Regions from separate parts of the Homo sapiens genome. Here region 1 is linked to region 2. The links are chromatin contacts, found by Hi-C or POLR2A ChIA-PET in ENCODE. All regions are on one chromosome and are shown on one strand. The core of a region is the stretch at or near the end of the contact, and the rest is flanking DNA. Distances in the headings are between cores, read along the strand shown. Region 1 holds the start of JAG1 (jagged canonical Notch ligand 1). Region 2 holds the start of LAMP5 (lysosomal associated membrane protein family member 5).

What was found. Hi-C counts contacts between places; a loop is a spot of excess contacts on that map. ChIA-PET counts read pairs that join two places held with the same protein, here RNA polymerase II (POLR2A). Pooled maps may share reads with other maps.
Region 1: a loop to region 2 is called in a pooled map, with 5 times the contacts of the local background. The contact joins the promoter of JAG1 here to the promoter of LAMP5 in region 2. A Hi-C loop is called at or near these places in 3 of 37 single-sample maps with no recorded cell type and 5 of 50 pooled maps. POLR2A ChIA-PET finds 5 or more read pairs at or near these places in 1 of 52 experiments (H1).

Annotation. Positions count from the first base shown.
Region 1 is chr20:10,669,638-10,675,703 of GRCh38, reverse strand. JAG1 (jagged canonical Notch ligand 1) reads left to right here and starts at 1,705. Exons shown (of 26, transcript NM_000214.3): 1 at 1,705-2,254; 2 at 2,698-3,003. The coding sequence starts at 2,174. RefSeq lists silencers at 1,083-1,482, 4,913-4,962, 5,013-5,062.
Region 2 is chr20:9,512,683-9,519,201 of GRCh38, reverse strand. LAMP5 (lysosomal associated membrane protein family member 5) reads right to left here and starts at 4,612. Exons shown (of 6, transcript NM_012261.4): 1 at 4,286-4,612; 2 at 3,577-3,749; 3 at 3,071-3,202; 4 at 2,841-2,946; 5 at 974-1,162. The coding sequence starts at 4,349. LAMP5-AS1 (LAMP5 antisense RNA 1) reads left to right here and starts at 4,204. Exons shown (of 5, transcript NR_109957.1): 1 at 4,204-4,438. RefSeq lists enhancers at 1-549, 3,093-3,677.

The DNA.
Region 1 (6,066 bases), core at 456-2,955, 1.2 Mb before region 2:
GATTTAGGATAATTGGGGAAAGGGAGGCTGGGGCACATTGAAACACCCAGGTTGTCGCTGCCTACCCCAGCTGCTAACATGACCAGCTGTAAACTTGCTCTGTTCTTAGAAACCTCCCTTCCAAAACATGGATTCTCCCGCCAGTGCTCAAGATGGGACACATTACCACTAAGTAAGCACTTTTCTTAGGAGCATTTCTTAGGCTGTTAAAATGCCAAGACTCCTAACCATCCTTGGTAGCTTTGAACCTATGTAAAGAGGTCAGTTAGCTGCCCTAGTTTATTCCTCAGAATGATGAGATTTGGCACTGAAAATATTGTTCATACTGAGCCTCCCATCAAATGCAATAAGTAGATAACCACAAATACCCACCCTTTTATGCTCATAACTCAGCATGTTGGAAACTATTTTCCCTTGACCTATTGCCAGCCCATCACGCCCCACACCCAGGAGAACTCAAGCCCCAAACCGGCCGCTGAATAGTCACGCTTTTCTGCAGGACATACCTACTATTAGGGCCAAAACTTTGTCCACCCTTCAAAGGAAGTCGATGTTTCCATATAAAGGTCCCCTCAAATGCAACAGCAAGCCCGTGGGAGAGGGGTTAGCAGAGGCTACGGCCAGCCCACGGGCTTTCTTCGACCTTGATTATGACCAGGAGTGTAGCTGTTAATTGCGAGGCTTGCCTCAAGGTGGAAAACAGTATCGGTTTCCACTGCCACCCCAGAGAAGGCAAGTTCCGCGGCTGGCGGTGCTGGGGACACGGTCCCTCCCAGGCCCATCTCTTGCCACCCAGAGAGCTGCTCGGAGGCCGCCTACAGGTGCAATCCCGGCACTGCGGCCGGGGCGTCGGGCCGGGGAGGGCGTCCAAGCCCACCAGCATCTCCGCCGGCCCTTCCCAAAGCCTGAACAGGGCCCCGGCGTGCCCGCCGCCTTCTACCCCCGGTTTCCCCGCGCCTCTGCCCCGGCGCGGTTTGGATAGGAAGCTGGGAGCCCTCCCAGGCTCCGCAGACTCGGATTTGGGAGGGGGTGGGACGCGGCCGAGGCTTCCCCTCGAATCTGCGGCAAGCCTGGCTCCAGGAAAGTTTTTCAAAGTTCCCAGCAGCGTCTGCCCAGGTCGCCTCCGCGGGGCGAGCAGACGGCGGCAAGCGCGCCAGCCTCGCCGCCGCCTCTGCCGCCAGCAGAGCGCTCTGGGCGGCTCGCTCGCGGGAAGCGGGCCGAACTCCCGGCGGGCAGGCAGGCCCTCCTCCCGGGGCGAAAGCCGCAGCTGACGCAGGCGGTTCGGAAGGCGGAAGCTGCCCCGCTCCGACCGCTCAGTCAGCGCCGCGGCGCCTACACCTGGGGCCCCGACGCGCGGGCAAAGGCGCACGGCCCGGGGCGCCCGAGGGGGCGGTCCCCGCTGGGGGCCTCCAGGCGTCCCTGAGCAACGATCCCTTCCAAGTACCTCCCCGCACTCTCCCTTCCCTCCTGGCCCGAAGCTCCCGAGGGCGGGGGTTGGTGTGGGGCCCTGGTTCTTCTACGCCGCCCTGAGCATCCCGCTGCCCCCAACCCCTTCCAAGTTCCTCCTCGCACTACCCCCTCCCCAGCAACGTGAAGGGGAGGGGCGTGCCCAGGGTGAGCACGCCCTCTCATGAATATTAATAAGCGCGCATGCGCCCTGCCCGGCGTGCTGGGTAGAGGTGGCCAGCCCCGGCCGCTGCTGCCAGACGGGCTCTCCGGGTCCTTCTCCGAGAGCCGGGCGGGCACGCGTCATTGTGTTACCTGCGGCCGGCCCGCGAGCTAGGCTGGTTTTTTTTTTTCTCCCCTCCCTCCCCCCTTTTTCCATGCAGCTGATCTAAAAGGGAATAAAAGGCTGCGCATAATCATAATAATAAAAGAAGGGGAGCGCGAGAGAAGGAAAGAAAGCCGGGAGGTGGAAGAGGAGGGGGAGCGTCTCAAAGAAGCGATCAGAATAATAAAAGGAGGCCGGGCTCTTTGCCTTCTGGAACGGGCCGCTCTTGAAAGGGCTTTTGAAAAGTGGTGTTGTTTTCCAGTCGTGCATGCTCCAATCGGCGGAGTATATTAGAGCCGGGACGCGGCGGCCGCAGGGGCAGCGGCGACGGCAGCACCGGCGGCAGCACCAGCGCGAACAGCAGCGGCGGCGTCCCGAGTGCCCGCGGCGCGCGGCGCAGCGATGCGTTCCCCACGGACGCGCGGCCGGTCCGGGCGCCCCCTAAGCCTCCTGCTCGCCCTGCTCTGTGCCCTGCGAGCCAAGGTAGGAGCCCTTCTCCGGGCCTCCCTCCCAGCCGTCCTCTCCCTCCCCTCGCGGCGCCCTGGGCGGTTGAGCCCCGCGAGCAGGCTCGGCAGCCCTCGAGCGCCCGACTCCTCGCCCCTGCGCCCGAGCGGCTGCACCTGGGCTGAGCGCGCCAACTCCCCCACGGGAGCCCCTGCCTCCTGAGGGTGACCCCTCCAGGCCGGACAGGGGCGCGTTCGCTCCGCTGTTGCCCCCCGGGAAGTCGTCGGATTTCTTCCGCACTCGTGCATTTTTTTTTTTTTTTGCCCCGGAATCATGTTGAGTCCTTGAACGTAGTTTCGCAAAATTATTTTCACTCGGCGAGGAGGGCTCGTCGGGGCGGGGAGTGGGAGGGAGTCGCCACCTCTATACTCGAAGAAAACAGCTTTCTCCCGCGCTGACCTACCTCCTTCCCTCGCCGGCAGGTGTGTGGGGCCTCGGGTCAGTTCGAGTTGGAGATCCTGTCCATGCAGAACGTGAACGGGGAGCTGCAGAACGGGAACTGCTGCGGCGGCGCCCGGAACCCGGGAGACCGCAAGTGCACCCGCGACGAGTGTGACACATACTTCAAAGTGTGCCTCAAGGAGTATCAGTCCCGCGTCACGGCCGGGGGGCCCTGCAGCTTCGGCTCAGGGTCCACGCCTGTCATCGGGGGCAACACCTTCAACCTCAAGGCCAGCCGCGGCAACGACCGCAACCGCATCGTGCTGCCTTTCAGTTTCGCCTGGCCGGTGAGTGACTACTCGGGAAGGAGGCCGGGCGGAGCCTCACACCCGCGCCTGGCCGAGCCCTGTTATCCCTTGCGAGAGGGATTTAAAGGGCTTTGGCTTGAAACTAGGCGCTAACTGGGGAAATCTCTAGGGGTGGCGGGTGAGGGAGCCGGGACACTATAGTTAGATCTCGGCTGGGGTAGTCGAGGTGGGTCCCATTCCTGCTGCTATTTGCTTAGTGCACAAAAGTGGGGATCCCAGAGGGTTTATGGGACCAGGCTCCTAGGAAGGCCGGTGTAAACTTGCAACTTGAAGTTCCCAGAGTAACTCTCCCGGCCCCAAGCCAAGAGATCGTTGTAGCTGATCTCTTTGCTTAACTAATTAAACCTGGTGCGCCGTGGAAGGCGACTCGGCGCAGTTCTGGCCTGCGAACGCCGTCCAAATTGGCAACCTCCCCTTTCCCGTGAACGGCCGGGAGGGCGGGTGTGTCCTTCCTGGAGGGTGTGGGGGAGTCCGTTTCCCGCTGCTCCCCGGGAGATTTTAGTGTGTGCGGGGGCGCTCTCCAGGTTCGGCTTAAGGGCCGGGGGCGGCCGCCGCAGGAGGAGGTTCTTGGGGCCCTCACAGGAGCTGTAGACCTGGGAACCCCCGCCCGCTGCTGGCCCCTTCCTGCCCCCGCCCCCGAGTGGTGTAGCTCTTGTGGCCTCACTTCCAGCGGTTCCCGGGCTCTGGAACAGCTGTGTTTGCAGACTTCCCCGGGAAGGGCGGGTGCACGGCCCCCGCAAGCCTTCGGGGGCCGTGCCAAGGCTTGGAAGGGGTGGTCTTCTGGAGGTAGTGCCTGAGGGTGTAAGTGATAGGCCCTCATCCCCCCGCCCCATTCCGCCCCCAAAGGAGCTCGAGGCCCGGGCCCAGCTGGCAGATCCTGCAGCGAGGCCCTTGCAACATCCCAAAATGGGTGGAAGGAAGATGGGTGCGATTGCAGAAGGGGAGGAAAGGGAAATGTTGGGGGTGTGCCCTCTGCCTGGCTCCTGCTGTCCAGGAGGCATGACTCATTGCCAAGACTGGGGCTTGGCCTAGCCTGTGCTGGGAGGGTGGGTGGTGAGAGGGGGAGCTCGGTGCCCCAGAGCATTGCTTTCCACCACGTGCTCTAATGGGGTGCACTCTGCTGCCTCCTGTCCGCCGGCTTAGGTTGTGATTCTGGGAGGAGACAGAGGGGAGACTATCTGGCTGTGTCTGTGTATGAAGCTTGGGGTGGCTCTTAAAATCCACGATTACAGGAGCTGGCATTATAAAGTGCCCTCTGCTGTGGGTGAGATAAGACAGTTATCAAAAACTGCCATGAAAAGGGGTTTATAAAAAGAAAAATTAAAACCAACGCTGTCTGTGAAGCTCTCTTGAGGTCCAAGGGCTGTTTCTGTTGTGGGATTTCATTTTTACCAAGAGTATTTATCTTGTTTGTTAATCCCCTATTAGGGAGAACTTTAAGCTAAAGAGTCTGGCTGCGTTTAAATCTGGCTGGCCCAAGCTGACTGTGAATACTCAAACTGCCCTTGAACGTGTGTTTGGAGTTTAGGGGGAAGGGGCCTGCAGGTGGTTCCACCCTCCTGCCGGAGGATCTGTCTGGAGCCCCTCGCTTTTCACAAGACCATAAAAGGAATCTTATTAGTGATGTGGAAAAGCAGCAGCCTGGCTGAGGCTCATTTTGGAGAGTAGGGTCAGAGGGATGGCTAACATGAAAACAAGGAGGCTTGCTCCCTCGCTGGCCAAGGAAAAGTGACCTAGAAAAGTGCGTCTGTCCGCTTTTGACACTTGGTCAGAGTCCTCAATGGAAAACGAGCGGAAATAGTGTGGGAGGGTAGGAGAGGCGATTGATTTGCATTTGCTGGTGCTCTTCTGTGGTTTCAGGCCCCACGGGTCACCAACCATGAAATAGACTCTCGGCTTTTCTCGAATGGGGGAAGACCGATGGGGCACCACTGAAAATGTGGTTCTTTTGAAGTTGGGACAAACGCATGTATCACTCATAAACAAGTCTCCACCCTGATGCCCCAGAAAGGCCTGCTGTGAAACATAAGATTTAATTCTCAAGAGAAATTGGAGTTTAGGTGTATTTGTTTTTCTGTATGTGGTTGGAGAAACGGCACAGTCCGTAACTTTCAAGAATGATTCCAGGCTGAGTAGAAACGTAACTGAAACACTTAAGTAGCTGAGCGAGTATTTAACTAGAGGGCACAGCTTCATTTAGTTTGGCAATTAACTATGTCTTTTAAAACTGATTTCCTTGAATGGGAAATAAATGAACTTAGTACAGAATTCAAGAGATAGCAAGAAAAGGATATATGGTTAAAAACAAAACAAAACTCCAAACCACCTTGGGCTCCCAACCCCTAGCAGGCACAATTACCATTTGCATGAGTCCTCCCAAATTTGCTGACGCTGGGTATCAGCAAAGGGTGCAGGGGTAGGTCAGTGTAGAAGGTCATGTAGTTCATGCTTTTTGTTTGGAATTATGACCCCTATCCAAGCAACTGTTCATGTTCTAGAGAGGACGAGGAGGAAACGATTTGGTCAGATATGAAATACAGTCCATGTTCTGGTGTGCATGTGAAAGGCTTTGTAGAGGTGGCCCTTCCTGTCATATATCATATCTGAGTATGTCCCACGTGGTGTCCCCTGCCCCGGCTCTGGTCTTGGGGTAGTTTTTCACCACTGGCTTCTAATTCTCATACTGTTGCTGCTCTAAGGGGCTTAACTTGCAGCAACTATCTGGATTAATGATTCTCAAATTGGGGGACCAAGTGATAAGAACCATTATTGTGGGAAGTAATTGGGCTTAACAGGAAATAATTTAGGAATTACCACTTATAAATCACTGAAACGGTTAATCTGTACCTCCCAAAATTAGTGCTAAATCCCAGTAGTGCCTGCTTATTAAAAATACATTAGTGTAATTACCACTACTCATCTCCAAAAGCTTTTTGGGAACTTCAGAACCCCAGTTAGCTGTATTGCTGCATCGGTGGCCCCAGAGTGAAATGAATCTAGAGAAACGTTAGGGGAAGAAATTGGGGTATCTGGCTTATTAGC
Region 2 (6,519 bases), core at 3,363-5,862:
CAGAATATAAAATTTAATAACCTCCTTTGTGAGGGAGAGAGAATAAATGATATGAATTCATTTATCCCACAATTGCCCAACGTGAATTGTTGCTTGACTTGAACAAATTGCAGAGGTTTTGACTCCCCTTGTGCCCTACCTCTGCAGGGGTGCTGAGATGAAAAGAATGTGTTTGACCTGAACCTGCCACAGCACAGCTGGGTCCCCTTTCAGAGGCTAAACAGACTGAGAGACAGCCTTGCTCCACACTCAGCAGAAGCAGCTGGCCTTAAACGGCTCAGCCTTCAGGTACCCTTCCCTCCCTGGAGCTTAAGGATATCCTCCTCACGAAGATGCTTGGTGGAAAGACTTGATGAGTCCATGATCTGTGCATACGCACCCACCCCCTCTGCCTTCTGGATGCACAGAAACTCGGACTCACAGCAGCAGAATCTTCAACTAGAAGTATCCGAGAGAACAAGAAGAAACGGGCCCAGAAAGGCAAAGGCCCTTTCCCCCATCTGTAGCTCTCTAGATTAACTAACGTCTTAAATACTTTAGCTGCTTTCTCCTTGGGAAGTTTGCATCAAAATTACAGTTTTTTCCAAAGTGACTTTTTAAATCTTTCTCCCTATGAAGGTTCATCTTTTGGCAAAGGAAAGAAGATGGGGAGAGAGGGAAAGATGAAATATAAGAAGGGAGGGAAGAAGGTAAAGAAAAGAAGAAGGAGGAAACAAAGGGAGACTGAGAAGAAAGGACTAAAGTGAAGGTAAACGGGGAGGAGGCTGGGAGGGAGAAAGAAAGAACTACTGAGATAAGTTCATACATTCAGCTTACTGCTTTTTTAGTCTTTGAAAATTATTAAAGAGGCAGGCAGTGTCATTTCAACCTAGAGGAAATCCAAGTGGTAACATCCTGGGGCCCTGGTAGGTCCCTCTCTCATCCTTCCTGAAATAAACTAGGTCTTCTTCCCCTCCATCCCCCAACAACTTACCTTCACTGAAGACAAAATCTGAGATAATGTCAAAAGGTTGGATGTGGACCGCAGACAGGATCATGGTGACCGTCTTCTGCGGATCACTAGAGGCCAGTGAAATGGTTTGTTGAGCTTGACACTCATAGGACTTCCCAGCGGGGGTGACCAAGGCAGAGAGGTGGTGCGAGTTGGCTGTGTGCTTCCCAGCTACAGCAAGAGCCCAGAGCAATAGTTAGAACCCTCATTGTTCCTAACCTAATGTGCCAGAGAGCTGGCTATTGCCTCTCAGTTCCAGACACCACACCCCTCCTGTCCTCTCTGTTCCCTTGCCAGGGCTAGGGCTCTACAAATGGCATCAAGTGGTGATGAAGGACAAACACACCCATTATCTTGAGAGCCAGGGCTCTTTCAATATTAATTTGGAACTCCTTTTTTGAAGAGGAGAATGATACTTAAAAACCCAACCCTTGTTACTGTATAAAACCTAGGCTGGGCATGGTGGATCCTGCCTGTAATCCCAAAACTTTCAGAGGTCAAGGTGGGAGGATCGTTTGAGCCCAAGATTTCTAGACCAGCCTGAGCAACATAGTGAGACTCTGTCTCTACAAATACACACACACACACATACATTTACAAAATTAGTCTGGCATGGTGACACATGCCTGTAGTCCCAGCTACTGGGGAAACTGGGGTGGGAGAATCTCTTGAGCCCAGTAGCTTACTCCAGGCTGTGGTGATCTATGGTGGTGCCACTGCCCTCCACCCTGGTGGACAGAGTGAGACCGCACTTCAAAAAAGAAAAAAAAAATCCCTAATAATGGAGATTCCAAAGACACAGAAGGAACAGTGACTTGGTTTTCCACATTTCACACGGGCCTGGCAAAGAATAAAACATCTTCCTCAACAAAGCCGGACAGATTGCTGGTCCTCTGGATGCTTGTCCTTACACACATACATCCCCTCTGAAGGTCTGCCTCCCATTGCTCTTTTTCTGACCTAAGTTTGATTTTTCCTTTTTCCTTTTTGGTCTAATTTAACTGGGGGACATCTTGCATCTAAACTTTGATGAAAAAGAAAAAATCCTCCTTTTACTGTGATAACAAAAAGGGGTGAAAAGGGAAAGATGACACATGTATTTTTATGTATTCAATAAAAATCCTTTCCCAACTCAGGTGCCTGGGTGATGAAGGGCCTCATTATGAGTGAAATAGACAACTTATAAAGAATAAAATAAATTTAAATGTGGTCTTTGACGGTGTCTGCAGATAGGAATATTGTTATTTGGGGGATGAACGCTCGTTTTGCCGAGGAGGATCTGGCTGAGTTGTCGGAGGGATGGGCCAGAAACGCTAGTAAATTATACATGGTGCAGAATCCACTGTCAGGTAGCTGCAGTCGATGACTGAATATCCCGTGCGAGCCATGCTGCCATGCGCAAAAAGACACTGAAGGCCATCACATCCTGACTGAAAAGGAAAGTCGCACTGCCCCCTTGCAGTTTTAGCGCATAAGAAACAAAACCAGGATGCGGAAGAAAATTAAAATGCAGCTTTGCCCTTCTCCGTGGTCCTTCAAAGGCCAAATCATAAGAGGTCGTTTTGAAGCACCAGGGAACGACAGGCCTTCAAGGGACTTCTTATCTAGGATCAGGCCACGGGTGACGTTTGGGTCCCCACGCCTGCGGTTCCTGGCGGATCTACAAGGCCTGAGACCCAGAAGACTCATGGGCGCTCCCGCCTCTTCCGCCCTAAAGAGCAAGCCGAGGGAAGACTTGGCCTGGGACCTCAAAGCGTGGGACGGTTTCCAAAACCTTGAGGAATTCTCTCTCCAAGCCTGTTCTGCGAGTTCCCAGGCTCCCTCCCCAGCCATGCCAGCCTCCACTCACCACTGACTGCGTCTTTGAAGTGGGTTTTCTCCGAGGAGTCGTAGACAAACTGCACTTTGCTCAGCCTCCAAGTCGCCTCAGGTCCCTTGGACATGTTGTGGCTTTCCTGTTGAGCCGGGGAGGTGCGCTTCAATCGTCCCCGCAGCGTCTGGGTTCTTAAACCTAGGGGCCGCCACTTCCCACACCCACGCGGAGCCTGCGGCCCCTCTGCCCGCTGGGCTCGGAGTTACCTTTACAAAGAGCATTTTGAGTGCATATGCGCGATCCACCCAGAACACTTGCAGCTCCGACTGGCTGTGGCCACAGCGGCCCTTCACCTCAGCTCCCCGGGTCAATGCGATATCGGCCTGTTCTGTGATCAGCTGGGAACACAGACGCCCCGCGCCCCCTCAGCTCGCCCGGCCCCGGGGCGGGGGCTGTAAAGGGCGGCGCGTCCAAACTCTGGGTTGCACGCTTGGGCGCTCCTTTGCGCGCGCGCATCCCAGGTTCCGGGAACATGCGGTTAGATGCTCTACGTGCAGCCCCGATAGGGAAGCGGAGAGAAGGGGGTTTACTTTCAAAGCAGGCAGGGGAACAGAAGGCATTACAAGCTGGAATCCCCATGCAGCATTCGGGAGCAGCCTGCCGGGGTGTGGGAAAGAAGGCGGGCAACCCAGGTCTTCGAAGAGCCTTGAGGAAGGGTGCCCTTCGCCCTGGAGCCCTAGGAGCAAGCTGAGGGGGGGGAAAGATTCCTTACATCTACGTAGTTGCTGGCCCACACATCATAAGGTACAATAAATTTGGCTGCAAACTCTGCCATGAGACACGTCGTCCCATTTTCCCGCACCACAAATATATCTTTTTCAGGGTTAGTGGAAAGGCCTGAGAGATTTTCCACTTCTTGTTCTGCCATGATTTGAGCCATTGTATCTGCGGAACAAACAAAACAATTCCATCAGTTCAGGGCTCAGCCCACGCGTCTCGGGCGCTAGGGTGGGGAGACAGTGCTCTGCAGGCTTTGGAGTGACAAAGTTCTCTGCCAGCAGCTGTGCGCTCTACGAGCCGTTTCTCTAACCCGGGTCTAACAAGCCTCATTCCTTCGCTGTTAATTTATAATGAAAATACAGTTAAAAAAATTAAAAATCCTGACTTTGTTTGTAATATAGCTGGCTGTTTTCTACATCTTGGGATTTTAAAGTAAATATTTCTTGCCAATGCTCTGACCTCACGAAGCTGGCCTGTCTAGGCTCTGTCTGGAATATGCCACAGAGGTGTATGGCTCTCAGGGGAATTCCCTGCCACCGGCGAGGAAGGCCCTCCCTCCTCCCCTAAAAGAAAAAAAGAAAAAACACCGCAAAACATTAAGGGCCATATTTTTTATCTCAAGCTAATTGACTTTACTTTGCCGGCTCTGTTCTCTGCAAAGAGTGCCCGTCCTCTCTCCCAGTCGCCAAATCGCTACTCACGGAACAACATCAGGAGAACTCGAAGTCTGTCGATGCTGGGGACCCCTCTTCCTTGGAGATCCATACTCGCAGTGCCCCGAATGAGGCCGGCTGTGCTGCTGCAGAGGCCGCCAGAGAGGGAATCCCTCAAAGTCGCCGCTGGAGTGGGCCGGGGTGAGCGAGAGGCGGGGGACAGAGAAGGGGGAGGGAGGGAGCGCGTATTCTGTGAGCGCCTAGCTAGGACTCGGTGTCGAGCGCGGCACCGACAGCTGCTGGCAGAGCAAATCGGCTCACTGCGGAGGAAAGGACCGCACGGCGGTCCACGGCTGCGAGTGCTGAAAGCAATCCGATTGTGTGGCAGGAGTGGCTGTGGCTTGGCTTGTGCGGAGGGCCAATGAGATCTGGGGGGACTAAACTTCTCCCTGGGTCTGTTTCCTGTTCTGCAACTGCATCCGCAAAGATGAGTCTGTTCTGAGAAACTTAATACCACCCTCAGCCTTATTAAATCTCCTTACCAGGTACAGTTATTAAGTGGTGTAGATACCTTATCACTGGAGTACTGTCTTCTGAAAACGCATCTGGTTCCCGAAAGAAAACGGTGGAGCAAAAATTGTTGCTGATTCGGGGGAGGAGGGCTATGCAGGAATAGAGAAGGGAAAATGCTATGGCAACAGTTTCCTGAATTTGGAGACATCCCCTTCTCTCCCCTGCTCTCAATGAGCTCATGGGTTTAAAGTTAAATTGACGCCTCCTCGAACGAGGCCATCAGACAATGCAGTAGCTCCATGTGGGCTTATTTTCCTGTGAATTTTGCTCCCGGGTGCATGAGGACTCTGAACTCTGGGGTCACCTACCCTCCCGCATTATACTGTGACCACTCTGCCAAAAAGGGATGCAAGCAAATCAGAAGTTTTTGAGAGTTATCTAGTGTCTCCTAGGACAGAAATTTTAGAATTATGCCCTAAGTAATGTCACATAGTTATGTAAGAAAAACACACACTGATATTACTCTAAAGCCTGTAGTGGAACAGAAGAACAAATACTACTGGGCTAATTCCTGTATTTACATATTTGGTAGCTTGCTTATTTTTTATTTTTGCTCTGTAAATCAGAATACAGCTTTCAAAAATACACATGCAGTCCTCATCAATTGTAGTGATGTCCAAATATTTTATTCCTTAGAAGATATTTCATAATGCAAATAAATGTTGCATCAGTAATATAATGTTATAAAACAATGTCATATTAAAGGGAAAATTGCAAAGTATTTCACCTGCATTATCTAATTTGATTCTCCCCAATCTTAGAGGGTAGGCAAGGAAAGATATGAGTTACTGTGGTTTTACATACCCCAAAACTGAGGCTCAAATAAATTAAATGACCTTCCCAAATGTCACATGGTCAGTTAGAATTAAAATACAAAAATCACATGCTTTAACTCTGTGAGATTATCTTCATTTCTCCTTATATAATATTTTTACTCCATATTTTGACTTCCATAAAAATCTATATTCAATATCAAATAATAATCTGAAATCTGAAATCTCTATCATTAATTCACATTCTTCAAATTTATAGAATGCTGTTTTAAGTATAATCACATTCTGACATATCTGCCACAAAGTATCTATATAATGTTTTTGGCTTTCAAACATATTCCTATATCAATCATTAGATCACTAGCAATTCAAAGTATAAAGTAATATTAAAATTGACATTATATTTTGACATCTTGACTTTTATGTTTGTAGTTCAGTATTTCATCCAAACATTTCTCAAGAACTTTACAAAGATGATTATATATAGAAGAATTGATGCAAATTTTACAGAACTTAACAGAAATGATTTTATACAGAAGATTGATAAAACGTCAGTTCTCATCAGTTGAAAGTGGAAGAGATAACATTTGTATGTGTTACATTTTTTCATGTTAGCAATTATTATTAAACACTTATTTTCCTGTAGTACTGTAAAACTGGAAAACAATGAGACATGTAATAAAGTATTTATTCTCTCTCTCTCTCTCTCTCTCCAGTATTTTATGAGGACAGAAATGAGTAGATTTCAGTCCAGGATTCACTACTTATTATTTTTGTGACCTTCTGAAGATTTTATTTGTTCTCATCTGAAAAATTGGGAAAATAACTCAGGGGATGGCTAGTTAAACCAAATGGGCCAATGAGTATAAATAAACAAAGTACAAATAGATCCATAAACATTAACCGAATACTTACTACTTCCAGTATGCTTGATGC